2 separate regions of the Homo sapiens genome follow, and region 2 is linked to region 1. A link is a contact called in ENCODE Hi-C or POLR2A ChIA-PET data. All regions are on one chromosome and are shown on one strand. Each heading gives the region's core, a stretch centred on a gene start or an enhancer-like site at or near the end of the contact. The rest is flanking DNA. Distances are from core to core; before and after follow the strand shown.

Region 1 (5,880 bases), core at 3,212-5,711:
TGCAGCTACTCACACCTGTAATCCTAGCACTTTAAAATTGCTTGAGCCTGGGAGTTCGAGACCAGCCTGGGCAACATGGTGAGACTTTGTCTCCACAAAAAATAAAAAATTTAGCTGGGCGTGGTGGTGCATGTCTGTAGTCTCAGCTATTCAGGAGGCTGAGGCAGGGAGATCACGTGAGTCCAGGAATTTGAGGCTGCAGTGAGCTATGATAGTGCCACTACACTCCAGCCTGGCCAGAGTGAGACCCTGTCCCCCCATACCCCAAAAAAGAAAACATATTTATTTGGATTTGCCAAGCACTTTCAGGTTCACATATGTTAACTGTTAATCCATTACAACCTGCATCCTTTGGGAAGCCCATCAGAATTGGTCTTGGTTCTTCCAGGGAAAATGTGTTGAAAAAGTCAGTGTCTAGGCAGGATGCGGTGGCTTACGCCTGTAACCCCAGCACTTTGAGAGGCTGAGGCCGGCAGATCATTAGGTCAAGAGATTGAGACCATCCTGGCCAACATAGTGAAAACTGTCTCTACTAAAAATACAAAAATTGGCCGGGCACGGTGGCTCATGCTTGTAATCCCAGCACTTTGGGAGGCTGAGGTGGGCCTATCACCTGAGGTCGGGAGTTCAAGATCAGCCTGACCAACATGGAGAAACCCTGTCTCTATTAAAAAAATATATATAAAATTAGCCGGGCATGGTGGCACTTGCCTATAATCCCAGCTACACGGGAGGCTGAGGCAGGAGAATCGCTTGAACCCGGGAGGCAGAGGTTGCAATGAGCGGAGATCACGCCATTGCACTCCTAGCCTGGGCAACAAGAGCAAAACGCAAAACTTCGTCTCAAAAAAAAAAAAAAGTAGCTGGTCTTGGCGCGTGCCTGTAGTCCCAGCTACTTGGGAGGCTGAGGCAGGAGAATCACTTGAAACCAGGAGGCAGAGGTTGCCGTGAGCCGAGATCGCACCACTGCACTGCAGCCTGGCAACAGAGCAAAACTCCGCCTCAGGAAAAAAAAAAAAAAAAAAAAAAAAAAAAATATATATATATATATATATATATATATATATATATCTAATGTTACAGATTCTGGTTTATTGGCTAATTACTATACATTTTTTCAGTTTAAAAAAATAATCTTGGGTCGGGAGCGGTGGCTCACGCCTGTAATCCCAGCACTGTGGGAGGCTGAGGCGGGCGGATCATGAGGTCAGGAGATCGAGACCATCCTGACTAACACGGTGAAACCCCATCTCTACTAAAAATACAAAAAAAGAGTTAGCAGAGCGTGGTGGCGGGGGCCTGTAGTCCCAGCTACTCCAGAGGCTGAGGCAGGAGAATGGTGCGAACCGGAGAGGCGGAGCTTGCAGTGAGCTGAGATTGCGCCACTGCACTCCAGCCTGGGCTACAGAGCAAGACTCTGTCTCAAAAAAAAAAAAAGAAAAGAAAAAAAATCTTATTTTATATACGTCTCTCAGTATAATTTTTTTCATGACATTTCAGCGTGTTGATGATATGTTTATGTGTGCCTCATTTCGGTGCCTTAAAGTACTTTGAGACCAATATTTTGATAACAGTTAAAGAACTGTTAAGAATGAGATACTCTCTGGGAGCAGTGGCTCACGCCTGTAATCCCTCCACTTTGGGAGGCCGAAGCAGGCGCATCACCTGAGGTCAGGATTTCTAGACCAGCCTGCCAACATGGCGAAACCCTGTCTCTACTAAAAATACAAAAATTACGGGCGCCTGTAGTCCCAGCTACTTGGGAGGCTGAGGCAGGAGAATGGCGTGAACCTGGCAAGGTGGAACTTGCAGTGAGCCAAGATTGAGCCACTGCATCCAGCCTGGGAGACAGCGAGACTCCGTCTCAGTAAATAAATAAATAAATAAATAAATAAATAAATAAATAAAACAAAAATTAGCCAGGAGCGGTGGCAGGCGCCTGTAATCCCAGCTACTCAGGAGGCTGAGGCAGGAGAATCACTTGAACCTGGGAGGCAGAGGTTGCAGTGAGCCAAGAGTGTGCCATTACACTCCAGCCTGGGCGATAGAGTGAGACTCTGTCTCAAAAACAAGAAAAAAAAAAGAAAAAGTCATTGTCTATTTCCAGAGAGAAACAGACACAGCCAAACCAACAGGTTGGCCTAAATACTCCTGCTGCTTCACCAGAGAAAGTCAGGTAGCACCTGAATTATACAGAGGTGGGGAGCAGAGTATAGCTTTATTAGTGTTGGTTGGCTAGAAAATCTGGAATTAAGTCCAGATGGAGCTCAGGAACTCTTTCAGCCAGGCCTTTTTAGATCTCTAGGTCAAAAACCTAACAGCAAATCTTCTTGTAATTAAGTGGGATTAGACCCTTTTCTGAGGCAAAAGGTATTAGGTAGACACTAGACGCCTGAAGTATAGAAGACTTCTAAGTCAAAACAGTGACTTCCCTAACCAGGAAGGAATGCATTTCTGAACTGGAGGGAGTTCATTTTGGGCACTTGTGGCCACTTTGCATACAGAAGGGAGGAGCCCAACCCAGTGTTAGATGGGAAAAAGATGCCTTATGCTACTCAGGGAAAAGAATTCACCTTGAGATTCTGTAGGATCTGAGCTCTTTTGCATCCCAGACACACAGTTACATCTGAGTGTAACTGAGCCTAAAATACAGGTCAGGGCTTTCATCCACATGCATTTCAAGCCTTTCTCTTGGCTTCTTTTCCCCTCTTTTTGCCTTTTCTTCCTTTCTTTCTGATTTTAGAGACAGGGTCTTGCTCTGTTGCTGAGGCTGGAGTGCAGTGGCATGATCACAGCTCACTGCAGCCTCAACCTCCCCAGCTCAAGCGATCCTCCCACCTCAGCCTCCCGAATACCTGGGACTGCAGGTGCAGGCCACCACGCCTAGCTAATTTTTAAGTTTTTTTGTAGAGATGGGAGTCTTATTATGTTCGCCAGGCTGCCCTTGAACTCCTGGGCCCAAGCAATCCTCTCACCTCGGCTTCCCAAAATGTTGGGATTACAAGCGTGAGCCACCACACTCAGCCAACTTTATTATTATTATTTTTTAAAGAGATGAGGTCTCGGCCAGGCACGGTGGCTCACGCCTGTAATCCCAGCACTTTGGGAGGTCGAGGTGGGCAGATCACGAGATCAGGAGATTGAGACCATCCTGGCTAACATGGTGAAACCCTGTCTCTACTAAAAATACAAAAAATTAGCCGGGCGTGGTGGAGGGCGCCTGTAGTCCCAGCTACTTGGGAGGCTGAGGCAGGAGAAAGGCATGAACCCAGGAGGCGGAGCTTGCAGTGAGCCAAGATGGCACTACTGCACTCCAGCCTGGGCGACAGAGTAAGACTCCGTCTCAAAAAAAAAAAAAAAAAAAAAAAAAAGAGATGAGGTCTCATTATGTTGCTAGTCTCACTTTGAACTCCTGGGCTTCAAGCTAGCCTCCTATATCAGCCTCCCAAGTCACTGGAACTACAGGTGTGTGACTACACCCAGCTGAGCCCTTTTTAAGATCCAGGTCTCAGGCCGGGAGTGGTGGCTCACGCCTGTAATCCCAGCACTTTGGGAGGCCGAGGCAGGCAGATTACGAGGTCAGGAGTTCAAGACCGGCCTGGCCAACATAGCGAAACCCTGTCTCTACTAAAAATACACAAATTAGCTGGGCATGGTGGCGGGCGCCTGTAGTCCCAGCTACTTGGGAGGCTGAAGCAGGAGAATCGCTTGAACCTGGAAGGCGGAGGTTGCAGTGAGCCAAGATCACCCCACTGCACTCCAGCCTGGGCGACGGAGCAAGACTCTATCTCACCAAAAAAAAAAAAAAAAAAATCCAGGTCTCAGTGCCAGGCGCGTTGGTGGCACGCACCCATAGTCCTAACTACTTGGGAGGCTGAGACAGAAGATCACTTGAGGAGTTTTAAGGCTGCAGTGAGCCAAGATTATGCCACTGCACTCCAGCCTGGGTGACAGAGCAAGACCTTGTGTCTAAAAAGCAAGGGGGTGGCCAGGCACGGTGGCTCACGCCTGTAATCCCAGCACTTTGGGAGGCCGAGGCAGGTGGATCATGAGGTCAGGAGTTTGAGACCAGCCTCACCAACATGGTGAAAACCCTGTCTCTACTAAAAATACAAAAATTAGCTGGGGGTGGTGGTGCATGCCTGTAATCCCAGCTGTTTGGGAGGCTGAGGCAGGAGAATCGCTTGAGCCTGGGAGGTGGAGGTTGCAGTGAGCCGAGATCACGCCACTGCACTCTAGCCTGGGCAAAAAGACCAAGACTCCATTTCAAAGAAAAAGAAAAGGAGGCGGAGTGGGGTGGGGCCTCAGCTTGTGGACAGGCATTATGGTCACAGGAGCTACTCTTGTCCTTCCTGAGTTGGGACTGAGCACAGCAGCCCAGCCAGCTGGTAGGAGGGAGTGGCTGATCACTTGGGCCTGGGAGGAGTCAGGAGTTTATTCTGACCGGAAGAGGAAATGACTGTTTCGCAAAGTGCACTGAGCTTTGAGCTTTTTTTACCCCGCTGGTAAAATTATTTGTTTGAACTTCATCAGCTTCCTTTATTCAAGGATGTCATTGAGCATCTAGGGTGGCCACATTTAGCAAGTGAAAATATAGGATGCCCCATTAGATTTGGATTTCAGATCAGTCACGAATGAATACCCTTTTAGTATAAGTGTATCCCAAAGCATCTTCCATGTGCCAGGAGTCAGTCTGGGTTTGGATAATCCACTTAATACACAGACTGGTGCCTTCCAAGGAACTGGTCAAACACGAAGGTCAGAGTCTTTTGTGGCTTGGGAGACACAAACAGGCTGCAAAATCCACTTCAAAATCCACTTCCAGGTCAGGCACAGTAGCTCATGCCTGTAACCCCCCAACAATTTGGGAGGCTGAGGCAGGAGGATCGCTTGAGGCCAGGAGTTTGAGACCAGCCTGGGCAACAAAGCAAGACTCCATCTGTACAAAAAATAATTTAAAAATTGGCTGGACATGGTGGCTTACCCCTGTAATCCCAGCACTTTGGGAGGCTAAGGTAGATGGATCATTTGAGGACAGGAGTTTAAGACCAACCTGACCAACATGGCAAAACTCCATTTCTACTAAAAATATTAATACAAAAATTAGCCAGGCGTGGTGGCATGTGTCTGCAATCCCAGATACTCTGGAGGCTGAGGCAGGAGAATCACTTGAATCTGGGATGGGGAGTTGCAATGAGCAGAGATCACACCACTACACTCCAGCCTGGGTGACAGAGTGAGACTCTGTCTCAAAATTAATTAATTAATTAATTAAAAACTGTCTAAGTGTGGTGGTGTGCATTTGCAGTCCTAACTACTCTGGAGGCTGAGACTGGAGGATCCCTTGAGCCCAGGAAGCCGAGGCTGCAGTAGGCTACAATTGTGCCACTGCACTCCAGCCTGGGTGACAGAGCAAAACCCTTTCTCTAAAAAAAAAGAGTTAAAAATGTTGCTGGGCACGGTGGCTTATGCCTGTAATCCCAGCCTTTTGAGAGGCTGAGGTGGGAGGATCGCTTGAGCCCAGGAGTTTGAGAACTGCCTGGGCAACATAGTGAGACCTCATCGCTACCAAAAAAAAAACAAAAACAAAAAAAACTCTACTTTGGCCCCAAATTATGACCCGTGTGGGTGTCCCCAATTCTAGTTAGATGCCCATGTTGTATTGGTCAAAATGCCATTGCCGGACAGGCATAGTGGCTCACGCCTATAATCCCAGCGTTTTGGGAGGCCAGGGCAGGAGGATCACTTGAAGTCAGGAGTTTGAGTCCAGCCTGGCCAACATGGTGAAACCCTGTCTCTACCAAAAATACAAAAATTAGCCAGGTGTGGTGCTGGGTGCCTGTAGTCCCAGCTACTTGGGAGGCTGAGGCAGGAGAATCA
Region 2 (5,385 bases), core at 2,334-4,833, 530 kb before region 1:
ACTGCAGATGCCAGACACAAACCCCATGGGCCCATCTATGCTTCTGAGCTGCTGTTTAAAAACTGGGGACTCCTATCACCTCCACGAAACTCAACAATTTGGTAGAGCTACTCACAGAACTCAGCAAAACACTGTAGTTATGTTTACTGGTTTCATATATAAGATGCAGCCCAGGAAAAGCCAAAAGGAAGAAATGCATAGAACAAAGAAAAGAGATGGGGAAAGATGAAACACATAGATAATCCTGGAAAATATTTGTGATTAATACAATTCTCCGTCCTTTGTGTGCTCCAGAAACAGTTTATAGAAAAACTCTTTCCCTTATGACTTAGTGCTCTCTTTTCTTACCTATCACACAGCCAGACACACACTCTGCACATTTTCTCCTATTTCTCATTCAAAAAAAAAAAAATCAGCTGTATTTGTCTTCGGTGGTCAAAATAAAATATTTCTTTTTTTTTTTTTTTTTCCAGCCAGAATCTCGCTCTGTTGCCCAGGCTGGAGTGCAGCGGCGCAATCTCGGTTCACTGCAACCTCTGCCTGCAGGGTTCAAGCAATTCTCCTGCCTCAGCCTCCCAAGTTTCTAGGATTACAAGCGCCCGCCTAGTTTTTGTATTTGTAGTACACACAGGGTTCCACCACGTTGGCCAGGCTGGTCTTGAACTCCTAACCTCAGGTGATCCGCCTGCCTCTGCCTCCCACAGTGCTCGGATTACAGGTGTGAGCCACCGCGCCTGGCCTGAAATATTTTTTTCTGTTTGTTTGTTTTCAGAGTCTTGCTCTGTCGCCAAGCTGGAGTGCTGTGGCTTGATCTGGCTCACTGCAACCTCTGCTTCTCGGGTTCTAGCGATTCTCCTGCCTCAGCCTCCTGAGTAGCTGGGAATACAGGTGGGCGCCAACATGCTGAGTTAATTTTTGTATTTTTAGTAACGATGGAGTTTCACCACGTTGGCCAGGATGGTCTCGATCTCCTGACCTCGTGACCTGTCCGCCTTGGCCTCCCAAAGTGCTGGGATTACCAGCACTGGTAATCCCAGTGCTGGCCTCCCAAAGGCATAAGCCACCGGGCCAGGCCTAAAATAAAATATTTCCTAATCAAACTTTACTTAGGTTTATCTCCCTTCCTCAGGCTCCTGAACTTTGAGCTACCCTCACTCTGAGTCAACATACAGCCCCACTTTACATCCCTCCTAAGAACATGCTGATTTCAGGGTAAGACATTCTCTGATGTAAAATCTGACTTTTTCACCCTCCATTTGCCATTCCCCTCCCACCTCCTTTCTAATCTTGTTTGCTCCTCCCTAGGGAGAAAAGCCCTTTTCTGCCTACATTTTTGCAAGCCATAAAGATTTTAGAGTTAGTTGGTACTTCCTCCTGTTGTAATACTTTTTTGAAATTCATCTTTTACATAAATTAACGTTTTTATTTTACAAAGTCTAAAATGTTCCTCAAAACAATAACAACTTCATCGTCAGTAAGATCCTCCCAAAGGCCGGGCGCGGTGGCTCACGCCTGTAATCCCAGCACTTTGGGAGGCCGAGGCGGGTGGACCATGAGGTCATGAGATCGAGACCATCCTGGCTCACACGGTGAAACCCCGTCTCTATTAAAAAAATTTTTTTTAATTAGCCGGGCGTGGTGGTGGGTGCCTGTAGTCCCAGCTACTCGGGAGGCTCAGGCAGGAGAATGGCGTGAACCCGGGAGGCGGAGCTTGCAGTGAGTCGAGATCGCACCACTGCACTCCAGCCTGGGCGACAGAGCGAGACTCCATCTCAAAAAAAAAAAAAAAAGATCCTCCCAGTTTCCTTTCATCTTAACCTTAACTGCATCTGCTTGTGGGGCCCCAGCTTTCTGGGGCTCTGTACCTTCTCTCAGAATAACGCCTCCTTCCATGGCTCCGGTGAATAGGCTGGGACATCTGCAGGGGAGGCTCCCCAGAAAAAGCTAAATAGGACTTTATAAACTCCTGTTGGCTGGGCCCTGTGGCTCATGCCTGTAATCCCAGCACTTCAGGAGGCCAAGGCAGGCAGATCACCAGAGGCCGGGAGCTCGAGACCAGCCTGACCAACATGGAGAAAACCCGTCTCTACTAAAAACACAAAATCAGCCAAGCATGATGGTGCATGCCTGTAATCCCAGCTACTTGAGAGGCTGAGGCAGGAGAATCGCTTGAACCCAGGAGGTGGAGATTTCAGTGAGCCATGATTGCGCCACTGTACTCCACCTGGGCAACAAGAGCAAAACGCAAAACTCTGTCCAAAAAAAAAACCTTCTGTTTTAGGCTTAATATTAGCCTTAGCTTGGAGTCACTAGGCTCAAGCTTTGTCATGTCAGAGTTATTCACTTGGTTTTTGAAACTCAGTGTTTGAAAAATCCGTGAAATTACTCAAACACAGTATTTACATAAGGGAAGGAAATTTTAAGATGTCTATTTTTTTTTTAAGACGGAGTCTCACTTTGTCACCAAGGCTGGAGTACAATGGCAAGCTCTCGGCTCACTGCACCTCGCCTCCCAGGTTCAAGCAATTCTCGTGCGTCAGCCTCCCAAGTAGCTGGGATTACAGACGCCTGCCACCAATCCCGGCTAATTTTTGTATTTTTAGTAGAGACGGGGTTTCACTATGTTGGCCAGGCTGGCCTAGAACTCCTGACCTTGTGATCCACCCGCCACGGCCTCACAAAGTGCTGGGATTACAGGCATCAGCCACCGCGCTGGGCCAGGAAGGGGATTTAACCCTAACGCAGTTCCGGTTTTTGTGTCCTTCCCATATTGGCTGAGGTCCCACCGCACAATCTAAGCTGATCCTGGTTGGGCTAGACACAAACTTTTTCCATATAGGGTAAACGCGCGATGTTTTGAGAAAAGGAGAATGGGGAAAAAGAAGGGGTAGGGTTGATTTACAATTTTTACAACTTATGACCAGGAAGTTGAGTCTCTGAAGAGGAACTTAGCTGCCCTAACAACTCCTCAAGTGATCCGCCCGCCTCGGCCTCCCAAACTGCTGCGATTACAGGAGTGAGCCACCTTGCCCAGCCCCATAAATTTTTAATAGGAGAAAAGAGAAACTGTGAACCCAACCCACTAAAGCTCTTCCCATTCGTGAACCCGCACTCCGAGTCAGGATTCTCCCCTGACGACTCTCCCGTGGTCTCTGCACAATCTGGGAGAGAAGCGGCTCTGCGGGTGCGCAGCTGCCCAGCGAGGGCTCCAAGCCAGGGCACAGTCACCGCACAGTGAAGAGACAGGACGCCTGGGGGCTGCGCTATAAGCGCAGCCGCCATCTTATGGCTGAAGGGAACCGAGGCCGAGCTGGGCAAGAACTCCGGCGCAGATTGTGGAGCTGACTAAGGGGATACCTGAGTCCCGCCACCGTCACTTTCCACCGGTTCCAACCAGCCCCTCCCCGTCGCTTGGGATGTCGGACCGGCACTCTCACCATTTCTAGGCTTCCAGGGGTCCTGGTGTCTTAGCTGTGGATCTCCCAATACCTGCAGGTCACAGGGCCACAGAGGCTGGGCCTGTAGGAGCACAGGACACAGAGTAGTGAAGAGGAGACCTGGAGCTCCGGCTGCACCGAGAGACAAAGGACCCGCCAAACCAGAAGCCGCCCTGTTCGGTCCGGCTGCTTGCCTGATTGGACGTTTCCAGCCCAGCGTCCCTGATTGGATAATTCTTAAGGTCCCGCCCCCTCAGGACCTGAGTGACAGAAGATGTGATCACATGCTGGGCTGAGTGAAGAAGAGTAACAGCCTAAGCTGCAGCCTTTTCAGCCAGGGCTTCCTCTCTGAGCTGAGCCACGTCCACCCCAGAGCATGGGAACATTCTCTTTTTTACTCTCTCTTTTTGAATGTATTGAAAAGGTGAACAGAAGTATTTCGTTGTCATATTAATAATACCGTTGGAAGTAAAGTGTTTGGTGTCGCAAAGTGAAACCAGTACTCAGGCAAAAGTTTTTTTAGTAAGGCAATTTACTTCTGCAAAAGGTTTTTGTTTGCATTAATCACGATCGCAAGAGCACCCTGAACAAAGGAGGGAAGGGGTTTTTATTTTTAACGTAAAGTCTCTTCCTCTGTGTTACTCCCCCATGGGCTAGGGTCGGACCCCACAATCTAAACTGACCCGATTGGCTATTTGTAAATATTTTTCCAAATAAGGAAGGGAAGGGGCATGTATAAGTCACAGTGGTGGGACGTGTGGTTTTGAAGGGTGGGAAGGCTGCAGAGTGAGTAATCAAGGGAACAGATGTGAATTATTGATTAGAGCTGTTGGGAAGGAAGGTTGTTACAGTAACTAGGGGCAAGGAGGCATGGAGAACAAGCAAGTTGAGTTTGAGAACAAAGAACAAGAAAGTTAAGACTAAACCTTTGAAGAGGAATTTTATTGTATTTTACAATTTCCCCCTTTTAATTTTTATAATTAAAAAAAAACCTTTTTTTTTGAGATGGAGTTTTTGCTCTTGCTGCCTAGGCTGGAGTGCAATGGCACGATTTTGGCTCACTACAACATTTGCCTCCCAGGTTCAAGCAATTCTCCTGCCTCAGCCTCCCGAGTAGCTGGGAGTACAGGCATGTGCCACCACGACCAGCTAATTTTGTGTCTTTAGTATAGATGGGGCTTCTTCATATTGGTCAGGCTGGTCTCTAACTTCTGACCTCGGGTGATCCGCCCGCATCAGCCTCTCAAAGTGCTGGGATTACAGGCGTGAGCCACTGCGACCACACGCTTTTTAAAACTTTTTAAACATACCTTTACTTTGTTGTTTGACTTGATCTTTTAAAAGGAAAAGTTTATCTGAATAAGGTGGAGGAGAACTAAGGGAGGTTTTCGTAAGTGTCGTTTTTATAAGTCTTTGTACTAGCCCACAGATGCATGGTATGACACAACACCCAACAAGAATTAGTACACCTATTACAACTATAAGAGAAGTAAGAATTGAGGCTATGACTTTTTTTCGTTTACTGAACCACCTCTCTAGCCATTCTGAAAACGTGTTATTGACCCCAGAATTTTTAGCTAATTCATTGGATAAAGTGGTAAGTTCGTGTAAGGCCCTTCTTATGTTCCTATTGGGGGCAGTATTGTTTGGGATGAAGGTACAACATTTGAGTTTTAATCATAACACAAACTCCACCTTTTTCAGCTAATATTATGTCCAGGGCCATTTTGTTTTTCTAAGTTATCTGGCTAGTAGGCCTTAATTGGTTGGCTATTTCTTTGACAGCATTTCTGGTGTAATTAATAAACTAATATTGATTATAATAGATGTGATTTATCTATCTAATCTACATTTTTATTAATAGTTACCCGTGGAAATATTGATTTAAATCCTGCAGCTATTTGATCTTGGGCTTTGAATTCATCAGGTACCACCCGTGGGACTCCAG

The links. Hi-C counts contacts between places; a loop is a spot of excess contacts on that map. ChIA-PET counts read pairs that join two places held with the same protein, here RNA polymerase II (POLR2A). Pooled maps may share reads with other maps.
Region 2: a pooled map shows a loop between it and region 1 (2.5-fold over the local background). The contact joins the promoter of ZNF93 here to the enhancer-like site in region 1. A Hi-C loop is called at or near these places in 1 of 37 single-sample maps with no recorded cell type and 6 of 50 pooled maps. POLR2A ChIA-PET finds 5 or more read pairs at or near these places in 1 of 52 experiments (B cell).

Annotation. Positions count from the first base shown.
Region 1 is chr19:19,371,757-19,377,636 of GRCh38, reverse strand. The region is part of intron 1 of LOC124904656 (a long non-coding RNA gene); the gene reads left to right. Among named protein-coding and RNA genes, the nearest start is that of GATAD2A, 31 kb to the left of the region's middle. RefSeq lists an enhancer at 5,574-5,880. Within about 2 kb of position 4,461, at least 29 of the 41 ENCODE cell types and tissues checked have a DNase peak (open chromatin) inside an H3K27ac peak, as active enhancers do; they include B cell, where a contact is called at or near this core.
Region 2 is chr19:19,899,144-19,904,528 of GRCh38, reverse strand. It overlaps ZNF93 (zinc finger protein 93), which reads right to left and starts at 3,583. Exons shown (of 4, transcript NM_031218.4): 1 at 3,438-3,583. The coding sequence starts at 3,440. RefSeq lists enhancers at 1,832-2,381, 2,930-3,479, 3,014-3,613.